Linked DNA regions of Mus musculus: all the other regions are linked to region 1. Evidence: chromatin loops called from intact Hi-C (ENCODE). Cell type or tissue: left cerebral cortex. All regions are shown on one strand.

What was found. Hi-C counts contacts between places; a loop is a spot of excess contacts. Peaks named below come from ENCODE experiments on the same cell type or tissue, not always from the same donor. Only the 100,000 strongest peaks of a DNase experiment are listed, where the experiment ranks them.
Region 2: a loop joins it to region 1, with 2.5 times the contacts of the local background. A loop is called at or near these places in 3 of 42 quality-filtered maps.
Region 3: it touches region 1 in a loop (13-fold over the local background); 2 of 42 quality-filtered maps call a loop at or near these places.

What each region holds. Positions count from the first base shown.
Region 1 is chr14:93,616,423-93,624,422 of GRCm38, forward strand. The region is part of intron 2 of Pcdh9 (protocadherin 9); the gene reads right to left. Among named protein-coding and RNA genes, the nearest start is that of Pcdh9, 270 kb to the right of the region's middle. In left cerebral cortex, no CTCF peak of the experiment used is centred here; DNase peaks (open chromatin) are centred at 4,998 and 7,920; H3K27ac peaks cover 2,110 bases.
Region 2 is chr14:93,708,849-93,716,848 of GRCm38, forward strand. The region is part of intron 2 of Pcdh9 (protocadherin 9); the gene reads right to left. Among named protein-coding and RNA genes, the nearest start is that of Pcdh9, 180 kb to the right of the region's middle. In left cerebral cortex, CTCF peaks have their summits at 4,813 and 6,952; DNase peaks (open chromatin) are centred at 3,293, 4,948 and 6,911; H3K4me3 peaks cover 198 bases; H3K27ac peaks cover 3,981 bases.
Region 3 is chr14:93,885,304-93,893,303 of GRCm38, forward strand. It overlaps Pcdh9 (protocadherin 9), which reads right to left and starts at 5,366. Exons shown (of 5, transcript NM_001081377.3): 1 at 4,818-5,366; 2 at 394-3,585. The coding sequence starts at 3,429. In left cerebral cortex, CTCF peaks have their summits at 3,226 and 5,629; DNase peaks (open chromatin) are centred at 612, 919, 1,844, 3,273 and 8 more places; H3K4me3 peaks cover 6,777 bases; H3K27ac peaks cover 5,432 bases.

The DNA of each region.
Region 1 (8,000 bases):
TTTTCAGTGGCTAGTGTGTTTTATATGGGAGTTATCCTGTATTAGTTATCAAAATGTAAAAAAATATTGGTCACATCTAAAATGCAGCAAAATATAAAAGTACATACATACCCTTGTTTATAGAAATGTCTATTTTTCTTCTAATAGCTTCTATTGATTTTAATAGTGCTATGAAAATTTTTATTCATGTTTTACTTCAAAAGACTATTTTAAAAAGAAGCAATGCAGAAACAGTATGACTTGCTTTGGAGAATGTGTGCCAGAAGTCTTTTTTCCTTGACATTTAAGGATATGTTATAAAAACAATGATAGAGTTGAGTTCTTGCGTGTCTAGGGTGGGACAGTCTCCAAAGTCTATGGTTTTATTTCAAAGGTTTACATGAAACTATATTACATTAATGTAACTAAAATGCGTGTCTACTATGAATATACTGCAATATGTATCAGATTATTTCTATTTATATAGAATATAATGGACTTAAAAGCTGTTTGTTTGTTTGTTTGTTTGTTTGTTTTTTTCCTGATCCCTGGGTCTTTATTTACCCTTTACCAGCCAGCTACCAACGACCACGCCACATCCAGGCAGCAACACACAAACAGGCAACCAATGAATCCAGCTGTACAAAAATCTGATGTTTGTAGTAAGAGATTTAAACTTAAAAATAAAGGAGAAGGAGATATAGAAGAAGAAAAAGGAGGAGGAGGAGAAAGGAAGAAAAAGAACAAGAAGAATAAGAACAAGAATGAGAACAAGAAGAACAAGAAGAACAAGAAGAAAACAAGAAGATCAAGAAGAAGATGAAGAAGGAAGAACAAGAGAAATAATAATAATAATAATAATAATAATAATAATAATAATAATAATAATAATAAAGAAGGAGGGGGAGGAGAAGAAGAGAACTAAAATAATACCAAGTGACATTAAACTTCATCTTCCAACCAACACAAATGGTTTAACGATTTAAACATCTCATTTCTGTTGTTTACCTGGCACAACTCCAGTATCAAAAGCAAAGAAAGCCTAAACTAAAAGATCAGCATAGAGTAATTTTAATTGCCTAACTTCTTGAAGCAGAAACTTGGAATTGTCTTGAAAAAGTTATAAAAATTAATAGAAAACACAGGAATAAAAACATATAACAAATTATATTCTGTCATTTACAATACAAACAAGGAATCTGCCATCTGTTTTGTATGTATGTTGACAAAAGGAATCTACCCATTAATAATCTGCACAATGTTATTGCCAATATGTACAGGACTTTAAAAGAACCTTGACAAGGAGGATCATACAAAAGAAAAGTTGGTCAGACTTTATTAGAAGAAACAGACAAACTAGAGAGACTCTTGGCTAGTAATATATATACAATTTCTAAAAATCAATTTCCAGTATTTTAAGAATATTCAAGTTCTATTTACGTGGTCACAGTTGATAAAGCTGTTAGTGATAGCTGCGGTAAATTACTCTTCAATTCATGTGTGTGGGAAAGACTGGCATGTTAACACATGTTAATAGAAGATTAAGTCCTCAAGTAAAACTCATTTAAAAAATATTTCTCAATAAACTTTGGTTATACATTGTAAGTATCGCAAGCTAAAATTTTTAAAGGAGGTAATTAATGAATGCATTAGCTATCATTCATTCCATGGAAAGAGAAAAATCTTTGATGATTTAGGTTTGGTGAAGGACTTTATGGAATTTTAATGTGTTAAATGAATACACTAATCAATCAAGCTGCAAGGTACACACTGAAATTCCCAGGGTCACTGATGGTGGTTACCTTCCTGTGTTTGAACTCAGCTTCAAAACTACGTTACAATATCTCAAGTACTATAAACACTGCCAGGAAAAAAATTGTCTAAGTAAACTTCCCTGATATGAACATGTATGCATATATGCTTGCACGTGCATGTACTCACAGAGGAGGGGGGGGGAGAAAGGGAGAGAGGGAGGGAGGGAGGGAGGGAGGGAGGGAGGGAGGGAGGGAGAGGGTTGGAATGAGGGAGGGAGAGAGAAAGAGAAAGATAGAGAAAGTAAATGTATAAAGATAAAATTTGTCTATTATGCCAACCAGATATTCAAATTATGGCTAGTAGGTCGCCAAATAGATACTTTAAAATCATATCTTAGTTTTGAAGTATCTTATTTACTTTCCAAAATATTAAGTGTTATCTATTTTGTTTGTTTGTTTGTTTGTTTGTTTTCTAATCTCTGAATCTCATTAAAGCTATAAAAATCCAACGGGAATATAATTAAAGTGCAAAAGGCTCACCCTTTAAATAATCATAGAGACAGCCACTGCAAATAATCAAAATTAATAAACTGACTTTAATACTAAAATCATCACTATTCTTCTTATCCTCACACCTTATATTGTTTTGCAAAAGTGCAAAGATGATTAGACAACATATTCATTCTTTTTGGTGAATTTATTTGAGGGATAAATGTAACGAAATTGGACACCATAAAATAAAACCTAAATATTATTTTTAAATATATTCCAAAACTCAATTTATTTGGAAAAGTGCAATAAACTAGTGCATTCACTTTGATAATCTAAATGAAAGAATAAGTCTGGGGAGATGGCCCAGTTAGTAAAGTGCTTCCTAACAAATATGAAACCTGAGTTCAATTTCCAGAATGCAATGGGCAGTTGTAATATACATTTGTAAAACCAGCATAGGGAAGGCAGAAAAAAAATGGGTCAATCTAGCCAAATCTGTTTCCCAAATCTGTTTCCCAAATCAACGACTGCCAGTGGGAAATACTTTCTCAGAAACTAAGGTGAATGGAGGCATCAGACATCAACCTTTCGAATCTCTATACACTGCACACACACCAACCCATGGGTATATGCACACACAATGCATAAATAAAAACATAGATGGATAAATAAATAAACAAAAGGATCTTGTTTTGTTATGGACCATTGAACAGTAATAATTTTGAGTAAATTAAACTACACTTTTATGAAACTACAAATAACATATTAGATACTTCCTTGGAGAAGATATCTGTTATGTTATTTGCTCAGATACATATTAAAATCTAACCTTGTTCATACTAGAACTGCTAGTAAAATGTATATTTCAGGTTTAGTTCACATAACAATATAATATCTACTGTGTTGGTAATCTGAGTTTTCTAGCTGTATGAAGTGAACAAACACTTTAAACGCTCAGTCTTCTATGTATCAGTTGTCTATCTAACAGACACACACACACACACACACACACACACACACACACACACAATTTAGCACATATACCTAGAAAACTAGTGAAAACCTGGGTTTATAAGTCAAAGCAATATGCTATCCAGCCAATATCCTTTTGCCTTTTGTCTTTTCTAGTGGTATTCTCTAGAATACAACCGGAATTGAGAACACTATCTGAAGCACATCAAGATTTGCTTCATATGGAATGTTATCTCAGTGTTATACATGTTGGTTCATCTGAGAACAGCTACATACATCAAAGACAGACAAAACAAATTGTAGTAATGAACAAAAACAGCAAGGAAAATAATTAAAGAAATAACTTTTGAGGACAGCACTGAAATGTCCCCTAATGAACCACTTGCAAGTGGTTAGAAGCTTGACTGGCTGTGTCCTTGTATGCTACTATCAGATACTCTATTTTAGAAACTTTACTTATACTGCAGCAGTACACAATGTGTACATGAGAGTGCTTCTTACAATTTGGAGTAGATTTGCTTTATGAATAAACATAAACAAGTTAAGAGAAAATTTCTAGGAATATTAAAAATACCCTTTGGAAATGTAAAATATGTTTCTCTTCTATCTTGAATTTTTACGCAAAAAAATTATGGTCAGGTTCACAATGATAGAAAAGATGCCATTGCAAAAAACAAAAGAAAAACAAAAACAAAAACAGAAACAAAAACAAAACAAAACAAAAAAAACCAAAGGCAAAAACAAAAACACCCTCTTTTACTTATCTGGCATGAGCCCCTACAAATAAATACTCTGTTGAGGTAAAAATGATTGTTTTGGATTAATTAACTTAATATGTTTTTAATAAGAGATCTGGGATACAAGAAAGTTCAATGGCATTATCGAGGTACATGTCTGTTCATTTCTCACTAACTCAAAATCAAAACTTAGCAAGCTTTTCTCCTTTACCAGACATAACACATTTGTACTGGCTAATTTTGTGTCAACTTGCCACAGCTGGAGTTATCACAGAGAAAGGAGCTTCAGTTGAGGAAATGCGCTGTTGGGCATTTTCTCAATTAGTGATCAAGGGGGAAAGGCCCCTTGTGGGTGATGCCATCTCTGGGCTGGTAGTCTTGGTTCTATAAGAGAGAAGGCTGAGCAAGCCAGGGGAAGCAAGCCAGTAAGGAACATCCCTCCATGGCCTCTGCATCAGCTCCTGCTTCCTGACCTGCTTGAGTTCCAGTCCTGACTTCCTTGGTGATGAACAGCAGTATGGAAGTGTAAGCTGAATAAACCCTTTCCTCCCTAACTGCTTCTTGGTCATGATGTTTGTGCAGGAATAGAAACCCTGACTAAGGCAACATTAAATACACTAAGCAAATTTCTGTACATTGTGGGGAACACAGTGCAAGTTTAATGATTCTCTTTTAGAATTGAGAGAAAATTAAGTAATTAAAAGTTTCGAAACATTATATCGTGACCTGTGACTCAGAAGAGCAGCAATGCCCACTACAGGATGCCAGGCAGCGCTTAAAATGAAAAAAACCCTTTATGCCCATTATCAAACATATTTAATTCTAAAATCTACTTCAGTCCATATGCTGAGACTGGAAAGCTCTATCATTTAAAGCCTTCTTTAACCATCCCACCAGTTTTGGCCTTTATTGAACTATTACAGGAGCTTATTCTTTTAAAATGCACGCTCAGAATAATCCTGTGATGTCAAAAGCAAGCCCACAATGGCCATCTCGACATCTGGTCTCGCTTCCTTGCACCAAGCGCTGCCCTTCCCCCAGGCTTTTCCCTTGATTTATCCAATTTTCTCTTCTCCTCACTCACATTTCTGTGCCATTTTTTTTTCTAACCACTCCATATGCTTAGGAAGTCTTCCAGATTACACGTTTCAAGCGACTGCAGCCTCCTCCATACACCCCAAAAAGCAGCCTGCTCAAGCATGGCAACCACGACCTTTTACAGCTTTTTTCCCCTCTCCGAGTTCGATTAAAATCTCTTATTTATTTTCTTTTGCAAGGATATTACACCTGATACAATAAATTTATTATTAGTTGATTTCAGAAAGTTTCATCATTTATTTACCATACTGGCAAAAGTGAATATTTTATAAAGACTCATTATGATTTTTAAGATAGTAATGATGGCAAAATTATTATCCTAAGATGATGCTTTTGGCTATTTTAAATGTTGATTACAGTGGCTGTATTAATCATCTATGAAAAGAGATCAGTTTTTGTTCAAAATAAATTTTAGATATTTCTATCCTGAAATCTTCAAAGCAATCTTATATAACTGAAAAATTATAAGCAAAGCCAGAAATTAAAGGGAAAGTCAGACATTTCACTTTAAAAAAATGAATTAAGTTTTCAAAATCCCTTAAAAAGTCTTATCATTGAGAATTCATAACACAAATGAGAAAGAGCAGTATAATATGCTGCAATTGAAGAAATGCGTTTGTATAATAGTTTTTATTTCTTGGTATCTGTGCTAGGGATTTTATAAAAGGATGGACCGCTTTCTTATTTCATGTTGCCTACACAAGCATGTAGGCAAGCTGTGTGAGTTTCTGAGCTTGAACTTTCTCATTTTTCACATTAGTTGTAATGATTACCACACCTATCCCACATACTATTTGTTTGAAGTGTAAAATATGTATATGTAAACACACATACTTACATATATTTAGTTTTTCTTGTTTATTTTGACATATATTTTTGTTTTATTTTGGTTTTGGTTGGTTGGTTGGTTGTTTTGTTGATTGGTTGGTTGGTTGGTTGGTTTGGGGCTTTTGGTTCTTCGGAAAGTTTTTTAGTCACAGGTCACATTCTATAGCCGAGATTAGCTTCATAGTCATGGCAATCTCTCTGTCTCAGTCTCTCCACTGCTAAGATTACAAGGCTAATCCAATATATGCACTTATAAAATATTTTTGATAACAAGTACAAGTACTGGTCTATGAAAATGCTAGTGATGTTGAAGAAAATGAGTACATGAAAACAATTTCAAAACTAAAGATTCAAGCCAAATCAAAGAGGACATATCAGTTGTTCTGTAGGATACTAACAACAGTGGCTACCTGAAATATGTATGTGTATGTGTATATATATATATGTGTGTGTGTGTGTGTGTGTGTTTGTGTGTGTATGTGTGTGCATATATATGCATAAATGCATATATGTATGAATACATATTCATGTATAAATGCATATATTCATATATATACATGAGGACAGTTGAAAATGTGCATTGTCTTGGAACATAGAAACTTTGTTCAGACACACTAAAATATATTCATTAGGAAAAGTTGAAGACAGTATAATCACAGACAGGTTGAGATTTGTAATAACTGTAAAATTCATGTTTCCTTCTTATAGTTTTTGTTCATTTTTGGTCTTTGTTAATTTTTGAAACAACCCCTCTTTCTGTATCTTTGATAATCCTGGAACTTTTTACCTACCCCAGGCCGCAAACCCATAAGGATCCCGCTGCTTTAGATCTCTGCATGGGGGAGGGGGTAACTGAAGTGTATCTCCCAATATCTGTCTGATTTCTCTGTCTACAGGGTTAAGATGGTGATTTATTTCAACTTACTTCACAAGGTGATCTATGGACAAAAGCGTCAGGGTCTACTTATAGACTTATGAGTGCATCACAATGTGTGTGCTTGTTCTGTAAGGAATTCCTAAAGTGTTCTGCAGAAAAGAGCTGAAATCATGAGACAAAGCGTGAAGAAAAGATGGAAGTTGGAAAAGTCTACACTGTTGTTAATGACGTGGAAGTTGGACACATGAACAGATTAAATGTGACAGCCTAAAGCCAAATGATAAAATAAAGGTGGCTTTGGAAGTTATGCCCAAGATATATGGATAAATAAACACATCAATTGCCAACTTTAGTATTTAAATCAGATGCATAACGAGAACAGCCCCAAAGCAGAATGACCTACCTAGAAGTTCTCTGACATGACAACAGAGAAAAGAGGCTTATAATCATAAACAATGTGCAGTTTCTAAAAGGGGAGAGATCCCATGTTATATCGGAGGAAACATATCTCACAAAACTGTAAAATGCAGTATTAGATAGCTATTTATTTGAACTGCTACTGGCCAATATTGTGTGACTATAATATTTAAATCAGTAAACTGTTAAATAATATTCAAATGAGATCCTTAGTTTTGGGAGTTAAGTTTAAATGGTTATAATTACTTATGGCTTTATCTCTTGTTCTCATGGTTGGAGACCACTTCCATCATTGAATAGATCTATTTATAGGAGTACTGATTTAATATAAGACAGTTTTTTAATGTAAGACAGTTTTTTAATATTGAGTTAAATGACAAAAAGCTCAGAGAAGCCTAATCTATAATACTAAATGCATCATAAAACAAATAATGTAAACATAAAGAAAATACATTTTCCTAATAAATGGTCTACATGTTAAAAATCAAATCAACTGAAATATGGTGTTATCAAGGACTTCATGTGGTCATTTTCTTTCAATATATTAAACTTTTAACATAATTTTGCATTTTCAGAGGAACTAGCAAAGTTTATTGTATTAGAGACTGATTATATTTTTTAGACTTAAGCCATTAAAGCATCTATGCTTATCATTTTGTGCCACTGATACCTAGCATGCACTCAGTAACTATAGATAAAGGAATCTCCCTTCCAGTTCTAGCAGTAAAGATCACTCAGCATCTGCTTCAACACTTACATTGGCAAGAGATTTGCCACCTCAGAAAGAAAGCACTCCGTTTTTAACAGTTCAGTTTAGAAAGAAGTTACTTCATTACAGAAATTCCA
Region 2 (8,000 bases), 92 kb after region 1:
TCCCTCGGGGCATTGATGTCAGCTTGCATCAAGACTTCAGAAAAGAGGAGAGAACATGCAGAATGAAATGTGAGGGAGACACTGAAGGAGAAGAAATGCAAGGGCATGGGCTCCCAAGTCTTCAGCACAGTTACTAAAAATATGAAACACTGCTAGTGGGTTTCTTTGGATTAAAAAAATGGATAGAGAAATTCAGCATCCTTTCATAAGAAGAGAGGATTAAAGACTGTCAACATAGACAGGACAGAAATGGAATTGGGAAAAGAAGTATCAGCTTTTGGGAATCCACACATTATAGGCAGGCCTGAGACATGCATAGAATATAGAATTTGGATAGTTGGGGAAAGGGAATTAAAATTTCTCCAGTAGGCATGGGGAGTCTCAGAAGAAATCACAGTAACACCTTAAGAAACTGAGGTTTTTTTCCTGGTCCCTTTATTATTGAATTTTCTGATTATGGCTATGGTGCTTGGTACCATAGATGTTCTCATATGAATGTTTGAGTTGGTCTGGAGTTTTACTCAAGGTTTTGATTCTCTTTTTATTCCTCACGGCTCCTTGCACAAATTCTATGTTCAGACTATGCCATAGGTTGTATTGTACAAATTTCTCTTAGGTTTTCTCTCTCCTGCAGAGTCCATATTGTTGCCCAGATCAATGCATCTGACCTTTCACATTATTCAACAGCTTCCTCTAATTTACTTCTTCTGATTTCCTACTGCACAGTGCTATTTATCATCCCCAGGGCAAAACCCCAAGCCCCCATACCATTAATGATATTCTATTATGCTAGCATAAGTGTCCTCTGAGAGGCTCCACCCAGCAGCCAATGGAAAGAGATGCAGAGACTGACAGGTAAACATTAATGGAAATCAGGGAATCTTAGGAGACTTGAAGAGGACAAGGTCTCCACAGGAAAACCAACAGAGTAGTCTAAGCTGAACCCTTGGGGGCCCCCAGAGACTGAACTACCAACCAAAGAGGTGCTAGACATAGACCCTCCCAACATATGTAACAGGTGTGAAGCTTGATCTTTAAGTGGGTCTCCCAATAACTTGAGCAGGGGCTGTTGTTGAATTTTCACCTGCCTGCCTGTAGATCCAGTTATGCTAACTGGGCCATTCTGTCTGGTTTCAGTGGGAGAGGATGCACCTAGATCTGCAGTGATGTGATGTGCAGGGGAGAGGCATATAGTGTGTGAGGGGATGAGGAGAGAAACATGGGAAGGATCTGCATGAAGGGGTACAGGGAGAAAACGGGGCACTGATATTGGAACGTAAAATGAATATGAAGTAAATTAATTTTTAAAACGAACAGAAAAGGATATCTCTTTAATTAAAAAAAATAAGAAGCAGAAAATAGTTTATCAGGTTACTTTCAGGGCTACTAAGTTTTATTTTTTTAAATGTAGTCTTAGACAGAATTGAAAATCCCACCACATTTGCATTTAGTTGTTACGTGTTTTAAAAAATCCTTGTAATATACACTGCTAAAATGCAATTGAGTATGATGGGTGTTCTGTGCCTCTTTCAAGAGAAATCAACACTTATTTTATGTGTAAAACAACTTCCTTTCAAAATTGATTATTTTGTTTTCTTTCTTTTTTTTTTTATGGGGGGTGTTTCGATACAGGGTTTCTCTGTGTAGCCTTGGCTGTCCTGGAACTCACTTTGTAGACCAGGCTGGCCTTGAACCCAGAAATCCATCTGCCTCTGCCTCCTGAGTGCTGGGATTAAAGGCATGCGCCACCACCGCCCGTCATGATTATTTTGTTTTCATTTGGTTAAGTTTTGTATTTATTTTCTGTTTGTTTGTTTCTTTGTTTTCCTTATGTCATCTTCAGCCAATTCTCATGCTCCCAGCATGCCTTCCTTTCCTCTTCTTCCTAAATGATAATGGCAGAATTCTAACAGTTAAAAAAAAAAAAAAAAAAAAAAAGAATGGTCAACGAAGTTCTTTGGCTCATCTAAGCAACCCTAACTACAAGCCCAAGACCCATCAGAGCTAATAAAAGACGATCTTCATTTCAGTTGATTTTACTTTTATCAATGACCAATGGCTTGTGCTGTTGTTCATTCCATTTTATTAGGTTAAGAACAAAATTCTCTGAGAACAAGATAATGCACCCTTTAGCTATGTGGGCTTCACTAACATCTATAAAAATGGTGCCAAGATTGTACTCCAGCAATTAGCCTTCAGTGTGGGCTGCTAATGGATTTTGTACTCAAAATACACTAAAAATCCTTTAGATAATGCTGCTTAGGAGATGCTCTTAGATTCACAGATAAGAACAGACTAACAAACCTTGCCTATATCAAATAGAACTTCTGTTCAGATGAGCTGATAAAACTTAGATTGTAATACTGGTATCACAGAATAAGTCTAAAAAGCATTGGATGCACTGTTAAAGTCAAGTTCACATGGATCAATTTACAGATCACTATGTTGGCAAGCACTGTGGCTTTGCTAGGTGCTTTAGTTTGCCAAGGAACTGAGATTCTGTAATTTATTTCTTTTTACTTTTTTTCACTAGGGACAATCTACTGAAGCAATGTTTTTATTTCACTGTGTTTGGTTGAGTCATTTGATCTCCATGTATTAAGTTGAAGTGGTAGGAAAGATAACACTCGAAATATATGCATATGCATAACAGCAACAAATAAAACACTACAGGAATTGTCCAAATGGGAGTGAAACCATAAAAGTATTATTTGGCTGAATAAACAACCATCAAAGGTAGCAATAAAACCTAACTGCTAATAGATCATTTTCCTACTGTCTAACAATTATATTGATAGGATGTATTCCTTTCCAATATATGTGTGCACCACCTGGTTGCTTGGGAACCTAAAGAAAGACATGAGCTATGATATATCTTTTATAGAAACTGCTCGCATGGAATCATGTGGGAGGATCTGTCTTAGGCTATCCATGCCCTTTGAGTGACTCTAGTGTGAAAATCATCTTTCCTCTACATCCAACCTTTTGGCATTCTGATGTGACATTATCATCTACAAAGGTCACAGTCAAGAAAAAATATAAACATGTTCCAAATTATCACTCTTTCTCTCTCTGCTTCTCTCTCTGCTTCTCACTCTTTCTCTTCTTGTGATGTTTTATGTAAGTTTGTGCATTTGTATTTGACTTCCAAATTCGTAACTATTCTTTAATGGACGTGCTTATGGATTGCAGCTTAGACAAACCTAGCAGTATTCAGATTTCTTGGTTCCCATTTGAATGGCTACTCAATACACTCACATTATCCACTGAGATTAAGCCCTGGAACTGCATAGTAAGCACCACCTGCTGAAGGGCATGTACCACTCTTACCCTCCAGGAACCCCACCCAAGTAAGAAGCAAAGAGTCTCCAATCGCTCATGCTGTGTATTTCTAATTATAGCCTTAACCAGAATGACATCTGCAATAAAAAGAGTGGCATTTTCTCTTTGATTTCTCATATATAAATAAATCACACAACACTTTAAAGGTTAAGTTATGCAAAATATATGGTTATGTACAAAGGACTCTCCCTCCTTCTGTTCTCTGGAAATTGACATCCAGGAGATCTCTATGAGTGTTCTATTTCTACCTCAACCCTGCTGCCTATCAATTCCCATTCAAAATTTCACTGGGAGACATTCAGGATGCATTGTCAGAGATAACATCCCGGGGAGTGGGGGTGCATGCAAAGTTTTTCAGTAAAAGTAAATGTATTGGTTAGGATGCATGTTGTCATTCCAAGAAAAATGGAATCGAACAGCCCGACATGAGCTCTCAGGGTTTAAAATATGCCACTTACACCAAAAGCCAGGTCTCGTGACTTAAAAAAAAATAACCCATCTTGCATAGGGAAATGTAATGCTAATGCTAATGTTAAACTGGAAGGTTAATTTAAGGATCTACTTGGATTAATAATTTAAGACTACTTCCCTACAAGTCCTGAAAAACCTGTTAGCAGTTTCCATTCTACGTAAAGTATTTGCGGGGTTGGGAGCCATACTTTTCTTTCTTTCCTTCTTTCTTTCCTTCTTTCTTTCTTTCTTTCTTTCTTTCTTTCTTTCTTTCTTTCTTTCTTTCTTTCTTTCTTTCTTTTTCTCTCTCTCTCTTTCCTTCCTTCCTTCCTTCCTTCCTTCCTTCCTTCCTTCCTTCCTTCCTTCCTTCCTTCCTTCCTTCCTTCCTTCCTTTCTTTCTTTCTTTCTTTCTTTCTTTCTTTCTTTCTTTCTTTCTTTCTTTCTTTCTTTCTTTCTTTCTTTCTTTCTTTCTTTCTTTCTTTCTTTCTTTCTTTCTTTTTCTCTCTCTCTTTCCTTCCTTCCTTCCTTCCTTCCTTCCTTCTCTCTCTCTCTCTCTCTCTCTCTCTCTCTCTCTCTCTCTCTCTCTCTCTCTCTCTCTCTCTCTCAGTAATTGTTTCCCCCAAGAAGAGGAGGTTTGGGGTGTTTTGATAGAAACCCTGCCAAGCAACCTCTGTCACTGCGTGCATGCTTTATACCAAGGTCTTAACCTCAAAACTGCGGCTTAGGATGCATGAGAAATGAAAGTGAATGATCTTTAAGAGAGATCTCCATAACTCATTCATTTCAAAGAGATTCAGACATTTGTTCATCTGGTGGAGTCTAACAGCAGAGCTCCTCGTTCCAAACCTAGCAACAGAGTGTGGCGTGCAAACAGGGGCTTCGTGGCAGGCCTGGCTGTACATTTCTCCATCCGTAAATCCATCGATTTCTCGTGTGGTTAACAAACGCTGCATTTTGCAAGAAGGTACAGTAAATTTCAGATATAGGCCATAAGTGGCTGTGCAGAAAGCCCTTGCCCATATGCTCAGAGCCTGAAGTGACACTGTCAGGAAGGCAGGGGAGCAAGGCAGTGCTGCTGAGACGGATTAGCAGGCAGCCTGGCCCTTCTGTTTGTTTTTCGTGGAGTTGTGCAGTGAATCAGGGCATCAACTCCCACACAGATGTATATTCTCAGCCTTGGAGGAAAGAGGCCAAGAACAAAAATCAGACTGCACGGGAAAACAAAAATAACCATGGATGGGATAGAAGGATGGCTTGAGCATTTGTGAGCTGAATGGAGCTATGCTGGATGCAAGGCTTGCCACTCCAAAGCTATTTGGCTTGCACAGGAAGATCACGAAAGCCTACCTTTTCTCCATAGGTTTGTGTGAACCTTAGGAGTAGGACCTGCGCTTATTTATAGAGATTCCCCACTCAGTGACTCCCATAGTTTCTGCACACTGAAGTTATTCATATTCCCTTCTCTAGAGCTGAATTTTTCTGTAGGATCAGTTCTGTTATACTGACAGGCAAACAGAGGGACCCCTCATGGTTAGAGTTGTAAATAAAACTGCTGGAAGACTTTGCCATTTGGAAACACTTCAATATTTATTGTGCTGCCTTGTTCTTTGAGCCCTAGGAGGTCAAACTTGTAACCACCAGGGAATATTAAATTACTTGTTAAATGTATGTATTTTTGTAACCAGATATATCTGATAGTTTGAAATTAAAAATTGTCTATACTGAACTTCAACATTACTTAATCAGTATTTGTTTAAGGAAAGTTGTGTTCTAAAATATACTGCTCTTTGTGCTTAAGACATGAGAATGAATATTAAAAAATAATCTTAGTACAGATACCAGCACATTGTTATGGACAGAATATTATACCTGACATTAATACAATTGCAGACAATGTTTTATGGGTATAGATTGATAAACAAAGTGACTAAAAAGAGTAATGTTTAAATGAGAGAAAATGAAGAGACCAGCTTCTAAAATGTCTTTTTTTGCTTTCCATTGCTTTGCCAAACTACAGTGACCAAAAACAAATTGTGGAAACGGGATTTATTTTATCTCATAGTGTAATAGTTCATTACTGAGAAAAGACATGCTAGGGACTAGAGTATTCAAATGAAGTAAGGCCACTTAGGAACATGGGTTACTGGAAAGCTCCCAACGGCTTGCAGAGTAACACTGCCCACACTAGATTGGACACACTCACAGACAACAATAGCCAATAAATCAATCAAAACAAAATAAATGTCCCAAAGACATGCCTATAGGCCAATCTGATAGGGACATTCTTTCATGTGAGGTTCCAAGGTTCCCACTTCCCAGATATCCCTAGCTTTCATGAAATTAAAACAAAAACAAACAAAGAAAGAAACAAACAAAAAGAAAAACCCCCAAACCTACCACCAACAAAAAATTCTAAACAACACATGCATTATACCTCATATGGGAAAGCATTCTGGTTCCCCTGTTTAGAAAACAATAGAGCTATCTCAAGAAGCAAAATTAGTTGTCTCTTCACTTGTATAAGAGAAGGCCATGAGCTCAGGCGTCCCTTTTTCAATGATACCTTTATTTTAGGAATCATTGCCTGAGGTCATTATGAAAACTAGGCAGGAGCTAGGGCATCCACCTGCAATGCTGGTACTTAAGAGGCAGAGGCAGCATATTTCTTAGTCTATGTTACAAATTCCAAACCAACCAGGGCTACATAGTGAAATCCTTTTTCAGACATCAAGCAAACAACCACAAAAACATGCTTTTTTTAAAAAAAAAAAAAGGAGCCTAGTGTTCCCTGGTAGCTTATGGGATGCACTCGTCTATTCTTCAGGGTTAATTTTTCAAACAAAAATATTCACTGTCCCAGTCTAAGGAAAAACTTCCAATTTGAGAAATTCTAGTACAGTGGCAATTTAAGAAATTTAAATCTGAGCCTGTACAGAAATATATGTTCAGGAAAGAGAATACATAAACATAAATATATTCCCTACTATCTTCAGAAGAACAGCATGCAGCTAAAAATTCCACAGATAGACAGGACAAGCTCTCCGACAGTTAGTGTTTGTTCATCTTCTTGTCTTCAGAGAACAATGGCTTCAGAATGAACAATAGTGAATTCAGCGGGAGTCACAGAGAAGGAAAATGTTATCTAGTTGACCTTAAATGTTTGTCACAAGCTTTCCTGCATTTTCTCCTGAATCCCTGGCTGAAACGATGTGTAGTGCACAATACACTGTAAAATAATGAAAATCCTTGCAGGTAAAAAAGAAAACATTATTTTCTTCACTAGAGAATTGCTCTTTGTAGATGGATTTCACATCCTAATTTTTGTTTCAAGAGGTACCCCATGATCTGACAGTGTTTATCCTACAGTAATCCTTATATGAATCTAAGCAATTTGTTCTTCTTTCTGTTTAATCTCCCACAGTCTTTAGCAGTGGGGAGAGAAAAACAAAACAACAAAACAAAGCAAAAAAAAAAAAAAGAAAAAGAAAAAAGAAAAAAGAAAAAAAGACAGAAAGAAAGAAAAGAAAAGAAAGAAAAGAAAAACAATTTTACAAGAATCAAAGTTAATGACCCTATCCATACAATCCCCATCATGTTGGTACTTCAGACATTGGTATTGCTAAGAGTTAATCCCTTTCAGGTTGTTCTCTACTGTGTGTCTATACAACCCCCTGAAGATAATGCTACTGACAAGCTAATGGAAATTAAAAGAAACAAAGGCAGAGTGAAAAGAGATCAGTTTATAGTAAAGTTATCACAAGTTTACTCATCTATAAGCAGCAGGAAGTTACACACTGGAATTGCACAAAGTCGTTCTAAAATATGCTGTCGTTTGGCTCAAACTTAACGGAAGCTTAGGATGGTGTTTTAATGATCTGAACAGCGACTCTGTCTAGCATCAGATACAAACTAATGAAACTGGCAAGTTGTCTACTTTAAGCCAGCAAATTCTCTGCTCTAAAAATCATGTCTGTCTGACAAGCAGGAGGCTATGTCTCACAGCAGAGCCAGGGGCATTTACATACCTCAGATTTCCATATTTCATATTGTTTTTCTCCCCCAGATACAAAACAACAAGTATTGATTCAATATCACCCTGCTGACTCTTTTAATTGAAATCTTCAGCATATACAAACATGTCAAGAGTTAGTAATAAAAAGTACAACTAACAGCTCACAAGCCATAGCTATTGATCACTGGGGGATTAG
Region 3 (8,000 bases), 270 kb after region 1:
TGAAGGTGACTTTTTAGATCAAAAGGTAATGTGAAAATCTTGGAAGTCGGTAATTTGGAAGCCCCAGGAGCAGAATTGGGCAAATCAGGATGGGTTTTCTTCTTGAGCAAACATGATCTCGGGACATTTTGGAATAATTTCCTCTTTTCATCTTTTGCCACTTGAAGGAAACTGGGAGGTTAAATAATTCTCAGAACTCAGAAATTTCAAAGCTGTTCTAAAAATTCTTGACTGAGCCCCAGAGGAATTTTAAAAAGGGGTCAAGTTTTTTTTTTTTCCCTCTTCATAACTAAGCTAAAGTTAGACCAAAACAATACACACACTGGCACGTTAATACTGGTTGACTGGGCACTTGTAGGCAGTACTTATAGACCAGTAAAAGTGCTCGTTTACCTGTCTGGTGTGTAAGGGGCCCTTTGTCTTGAAGCCTCCTTGGGAGCTGCACTCTGAGGCACTGAAGTGATCTGAACTAGTGGAGGAGCGTTTGGAAAGGGTGTCGCAGCCCCCAACAAAGGTGTTGTCCAACGGGAGCTCTTGAATGACGTGGTGCTTTTTCACAGAAACTGGAGTGTCAGGTTTGAGATGAAAAGCGGGCTGAGGAGAGGCCGACTTGTAGTGCTTGGCCAGGTCAGGGCTGTTAGGCTTGAAGGTGGTTGGAGGGGCTGGGCCCCAGTCAAATCTTCCTATACCCTGTTCCTCCAGCTCGGCAGGCAGGCTTATGGTCCCATTGATGGGTTCATGAACGGCATCATCGGGTTTGGACTCTTCAATAGTAACAAAGTTCAAAAGAGAACTCTTGGGCGACTTTCTTTTCTTCCGTTTCTTTTTCTTATTTTGTTTATTCTCCTGGTTTGGGGACATCCATTCAGCCCCTTGTTTGCTCCTCTGAGCGGCCTTGAACCTGGACGCATGGCGACAGCGCACCAGCACCGTGACAAAGATCACAACAATGACCACCATGGCCCCAGCAACGATGGCAATCATGATGGTGAGATAGTCCTCGTTCTGATAAGGTTGACCACTATCTCCTATGTTCCGGTCCAGTGGGGTCTCCATAGTCCTACGGATCAAGTCATATATATATGAGGTGTTTCCAGCAGTGTCGTTCACATAAAGAAATACCAGCACGAGAGTGTGCAAAGCCTTAGGGTACCCCAGGTCACTTATGTTGACCACAAGACGGTGCAGGCCCACATCAGTAGGTGCTGGCTTCTCTTCTAAGGTGATATTGCCTGTTACTGGATCAATCCGAAATAATCCCTTGTTGTTCCCGCTCACTATGGTATACTTGAGTTCTGCATTCATTCCGGTGTCAATATCCACCGCAAACACTTCAGCAACCACAGAACCAGGAATGGCTGAGAGGGGCACCAACTTAAAGGAGGTGTTGGATGGTGGAGAAATGACAACTGGACTATTGTCATTGACATCCATGACATTGATAGTTACTTTTGCAGTAGAGGACCGTGGTGGCTGTCCCCCGTCGGTGGCTTTGACGTCAAACGTGTAGGAACTCTGCTGCTCTCTATCAAAGGAGACATTGGACTTTATGACTCCTGAATAGGGATCCAACACAAAATTTTCATTGTCATTTAGAATGGAAAGAGTCACAGCTTTATTCTCTCCAGCGTCTTCGTCTGTCACTGTGATTACCCCCACAGTACTATACTTTGGCAGATTCTCAGACACAAAAAACTGAAAGTGATTATGAGTAAACTTGGGGCTATTGTCATTCTCATCCAGAACAGTAACTATCACTGCTGCTTGGCTCTGGAGGGGAGGGGTCCCATTGTCCCTGGCAGTTACTGTAAAAATGAACCGCTCTTGTTCCTCCCTGTTAAAGACTCTGGAGGCTGTCAAAACTCCTGTCTTTCTGTCCAGATCAAAGAAGGAGGCATTCGGTCCAAGCTGATAAACAATGTCTGCATTTTTTCCACTGTCTTCATCTGTAGCACTAATAGTTGTTAAGTATAACCCACGTCGGTTGTTTTCAGAAACTGACAGCTCAATTACAGGCTGGTTGAAAATTGGTGGGTTGTCATTTTCATCCTCGAGCTTAACCCTTACCAGGGCAGTCTGATTCAAACTGGGCTTCCCCGAATCAGAGGCAACGATTTTAAAGCTGAATTCTTTGGTGCCCTCATAGTCCAGCAGAGAAGAGGTCTCTAGCAGATACTGGTTGTCATACACTGCCTTCAAATGAAATGGGACCTCTCTTTCAATAAAACAGATCACTTTGCCATTCACATCTGTGTCCTTATCTGAAACTGTAATGAGGGCAATCTTTGTATTGACAGGGTCTTTCTCAGAGAGATACACTGTGCCATTGATGGGACTTATAATGTACCTGAGGTCTATGTTTGGAGGGTTATCATTTACATCGGTGACATTGATGGTCACGGTGGCTCTGGCAGGAGTGGAGCTGCCGTCACTAGCCAGCACTGTCACTTTGTGAATGGCTGTCTCTTCCCTATCTAAAGACCTCTGAACTGTTATCAGCCCAGTTGTATTATTTAAAGCAAAGAGTCTTTTGGTTGCAGGGGCGACCTGGGCACCAAAAATATACCGGATTTCAGCATTACTGCCTATGTCTGCATCAGTGGCATGGAGCTGAATGACAGAGGTCCCCACAGGAGCATTCTCTGGAATATGCACTTCTACTTGACCCTCTTTAAACACTGGCCTGTTGTCATTGACATCACTTACTGTGACCTGGAGAATAGCTGTGCTCGATTTCTGTGGCGTGCCCCCATCCTCCACTTTGATTTTCATCACATAGGTATCTTTTTGTTCTCTATCCAAGTTCTGCTGAACAATCAATTGCGGCCACTTTTCTCCCTCCGGAGTTTCCACGATATCCAGTCCAAAAACACTCTGTCCATTTAGTAATTCATAATGCTGTACCCCATTGAAGCCCGTGTCAGGGTCTGTGGCTGATGGGATTGGAAAGCGGCTGTTGATCAAAGTGTTCTCTGGGATGGAAATATTGATGACAGGAGACGGAAACATGGGGGCATTATCATTGGTATCCTTGACAATGATCTTGATTTTGATCAGCCTGAAAAAGTCATTGGGGAGGATCACTACTTCAAGTTCAAAGAAGCACTCGTTCTCCTCAGCGTATGAAGCCCCAGCACAGAGTTTCTCTCTGTCTATTCTGTTGGAGGTTGTGAAAATCTCCCCAGTGCTACTCGATACTTTCACCAGAGGGGCATCCCCAGCTTTTGAAACCAGTCTGTAGACAAGGCTGGCACTGGTCCCCGTGGCAGCATTGATGTGAGAAATATTCAGATCCTTTGGTATATTTCCTATGGGCACATTTTCAGGCAATTCCTCTCTAATAGTGTAAATAAGTTCTTGAGCTATTGCGGAATCCAGCCTTAAACAGGCAATCAGAGCAGCCAACAGGTAAAAATCCCTCAGGTCCATGATAATGTCTTTATGTTCTTTTCCTGGATTTTAGAGTTTAAAGGTTCCCACTGAGGAGTGATGCACGAACTGCAAGAGGAAGTGTGCATGGACTGGAGAAGGAGGAGGAGGAGGAGGAGGAGGCATTACATCTCATCTCTTATGTGGAGACAGCCACTGTCAACACAATTGTACAGACAATATTATTCTTCAGTAAATGAAAACACAGTCACCAAAACATCGAAGCACACTCTCCCTGCACATTAGTAAACATGGCAGTTTGCTCTGCCACAGTTTGTAAGTTAACTCTGTGGCCACTGAATATCCCCTGCTTGTTGCATTTGCCCAGAGAAAATGAAATTCATCTACTTTTGAATTAAGGACAGCAGCAGCTATTTTTACCTGGAATCCCCCCACCCCCACACTGTTTTGGTTTTATTATAACACTGTTTAATTCAAAGTGTGCATTCTTATTTTGCTTTCCCACACACCCCCCACCCCCATTTAACCCTCCTCCTGGTCTCTAGCCCACCTCCCCTAGTTGTTTGCGATGGAAAGAGCTCAAGTATTTAGCTATGATTGCTGCCAACTGCTTTGTCACATGTTAGATATGATGTGTTTTCTTCTCTGCCACACTGAGTCATCTCCTCCTCTCAAAAGACTGCTTTTCCTTCCTCCCAGTTCTTCAACTGTCTCATAATCCAACCCTCCTGGAAAATGAGCATTCGGACATGCTGCTGCAGCCGCAGCAACAGCAGTAGTCACTGGCCACTAAGGGTTCTCATTGCCTCAAAGCACAAAACCAAGACTTGGCATTTCTTCCTCGGAGGGTGCTCTCCTTTCTCCATATTTCCACATTGCCCCCGTTGAGATAAATAAACACATTAAAACTTTTTAAAAAACGTATCCTAATAGACAATTGCTTATCACAGAGGTGGACCAGCATGCCGGGATGGAAGTGAAACACAGACAACATTCCTATGTAACATCACGGTATTTTTTTTTCTATTGAGCATAAAAGAACAAAAATGCAGTTTCTTAATCCGGTGTCTCATTAGAATATTAGTAACATTTGCTACACATAAATACCGCAACCCGGTAACACACGTAGAAGAACTTCCGCTCAGATGCCCCTCTAACTGCAGTTTAAATGGGTGCAAGGCTCCAGGCAGCTACCCACCCGGAGTAAGACTGGTCAGCTCCCAGGCTCTAATCTTATCTGCATTAGGCTACACAGTAGCTGATGCCCGCGATTAGTTCCAGCTGAGTGGTGCAGGTGGGGATGCAGATACAACCCAGTAGGCGAGCTCTACCCTAGCCAGCTACCCAATTACAAACACCTCTCATCTACGCCGAGGACACAACTAAAGACGGTATTTCGAATTGTTAATGCGAAACTTTACACTTACATTAGTTGCCTCAACCTTGCCCCTTTCCCGGTAGGCTGCAGTTAAGAAGGATTTGCTCCAACACATAGAAAGCCATGCATCTGGTAGCACCAGTTTGGGGAGAATTCAGAAGCAGCAAAACGTTTTCTCCTTGTAAAATGTGTGGCTTCGGGCTGGCAAATTAGCAACTCCCGAGAACAAATTCACAGATTTGTCGTTAGTCATTCTCTCCACATTTCCTCGCTTTTACCCACTGGGTCTGGGCTCTTCTGGTATTTAACGCACACCACATCCAATTGCACTTCTTCAGCTCGGGAGTGTATCCCACCGCATCCAGCCTACCATTTGCATCCGATGGCAATACTGCTGAAGTCTCTAACTTCTAGTAGGAAACGTCAGAGTTGGGTGATGGTGATTTTCTGGATGTTTTCCCGGGGTGCCAATTGCCCGGCAAATTCTTAATCCGTGAGTCCTTTCGCGCTTAAGAGACTGAGGCTCTCCATCCTACCTCGCGTACTCTTCGTTTTTCCCTTCTCTTCTGCCCCCCTCTCCTTCTCCCTCTCCTCTCTCTCCTCTCTCTGAACTGAATTTCTTGATATAACTCTCAATAAGCCCAGAGGGAGGGCGTGACGACCGAGGCCCCACCTCCGGGTCCTGATTGGCCAGCATCTTGCAGTGCGGGAGGCTGCAGAGGGCTGCGGGAGGGGGCGCGGAACAAGGCGCTGACTGTCTTCAGCCTCCCCCTCCCCAGCGCCCCTCGGCAGCCGCGAAAACCTGGAGGAACGATCCCGGTCCCGGGAGAGCTGTTTTCAGGACGCGCACTGAGCATGCCCGGCAGGGGCCAGCACCCGGGGTGGCTCGGGAGCTCTGGAGCTCTTACCCAGCTTGCGGCGGCGGAGCCAGGGCGGTGCGGTTGCACCGGAGCGAAACCCGGGAACCTAGATTCTCGCCACCGGGTGGTGAGGGTCATTGAGGCCGCTCTTCTCTTGATGCATTTCTGTCTGCAAAGTGGAAAGGGCTAAATTGCAGAGATGGCTGAGACGCGCAGCCACCCCTCAGTGAGGAGTTTTGGCCAGCAAATCCTGGAGCGCATTAAACCATTAAACCGGCTCTGTGCCGGGTGCTGCAAATTGAGGCATTTGCTGGCAGGGACATCCGAAGGAAGGGCGAGGAGGGCGGAGAGCTAAAGATAGGGCAGTAGACATTTGAGTCTCGGTGGAAAATGGAAAGAAAATTAATCTGGGCTTTTACTGCGTGCAGGGTCACTGAAAGTGCCTGGGGAAAAGGTACGTTGTAGCTGGGGTCCCTGGGCGCAGCCACGGACAGTTTGCTGAGCAAGAAGTCTCCTTTCCTGGGATCTGATCGGAGCTTAGGCGCCTGGTCGTGGCAGAGCCTCTGTCGTTCTTTTGCCTCGCAGGGAACCCGGAAAACCTAGCTCTCTGGAACGAAGGCTTCATCTGAGCCTGCTGTCAGCTCACCTATGTGCGAACTTTGCTTCCGTCTGGCTTGAAGGAATCCCAAGCAGCTGTTAGCCAAGCTGCAAAGCTCCTTTCCCCCTTGCCACTTACTGCTGGACACATTTCCCTGCCAGGCATGGCCCTGACTTCAGCTCTGTAGTACATCCGCACAATCTTGTTTCTCATTTTTATACCAGGGCTGGATGGGATACTTCAGAAAGGGTCACCCTGATTTCTGTCATATTCCCTCAAAGCCTCACTCATCTTTAAAAACCAGTAAGTTAGGAAGGTTTGGCAGCACCGGTGCCAGACAGGTGCCTGAATAAAGTTTGATATAAAACCCTATTAGTTAAGTAACAAATCCCCACCTGAATGGTAATATAAAGGTGATCTGAGGTCTTACAGCATGGTTGACTTTTGCTAACTTGGACGAAGAATACAGGGCATTTATTCTAAACCTTGTGTTTCTCACACTGTGGCAGGATGTAATGGCTTTAAATTCGGGCTTTTTAATTTGGGAGAATCTCACGTTTGTGACTATTGATACTTTTTTTTTTAAAAAGCATGAACATTTAATTTTTGATAACCAAGTTAAAAGTAAAAAACAAATCACAAATCAAGCCTTCCAAGTCTCTAGTGTGTAATCTGAAATTTAGCTGTCTTGTTTGGCATCACCGTTTTCTCATATAAAAACGTAATTCCCATTTAATATTAAAACTTTACCTTAGGTGCATCCTCACAGTAAAATCTCAATGTCTAAAAGTTCACCGTGCAATCTTCCAACCTCTTGTGCTGTAAGATATTTTTCCTTATAGGCAGTATGTTGATGGTGCTTGCACTCAGTCAAAAGGTAATAAATTAATATTTAATGTGATTAGGATGAACAAGGTTTAAAGAAAGAAGACCCCTATGTGTCCGGATGTCAGGAGGACGAAAACAACCTCCCCAAACAGCTCTGGTGAATTAGAGGTTCGTTCTTTTCATTGCACTGCGGTGAATGATCTTGTGCCATTCACAAAACTGAAGCGAATGTAGCATGTTCTTCTGCTTGCATATTCGCTGTGAACTGTTCTGGTACCATCAATATCAACAACAGCACAGCTACTTTCCAGTTGGTTTCATGGACAATGCGATTATATATTAATCATACCACAGTCATGTCAAAGTCAGGTAGTGGCAGCCCACAGCTTAACAAAAATTATTTAACCTCATTAATAACCACGGGTGTTACTCTCTGTGAAGAGATGACTTTATTTGCTGGCTAAGGCCGTTATTTACCCCATGCTTGAAAAAACGAAATCTTAATACGAACCAGGATGAAGGCTAGGGGAGAGGATACAAATACAGCATGAGACGCAGGACCTCAAGACTTCAATGAATAAAAAACCTCAGGTCAAAGCCCCAGAATGGGGCATCTGGGCATCCTTTTCAAAGGAGACTAAGACAGAGAAATAGGGCTCTTGTATCAACCAGGACACTATGTCTCATGTGTATGTAAGATAACTAAATTACAGAGATTCCTTCACCATAGTTTCTTAACAACTTAATGTAGATTGTGCAGACTTGTCTCTTTTATTCTATTTCAGCTGTTCGACTTTATAATGATAAATATTATTTTGTTAATAATCCTAGAAGAAAATTACACGTTAAATAGACCTTTGCTATTTACCTTGAAGTTCTTGCCTCAAATACAACATACTTTGTTATATGATTTCAAGTACACTACAATACACTATAATGTTTAAAA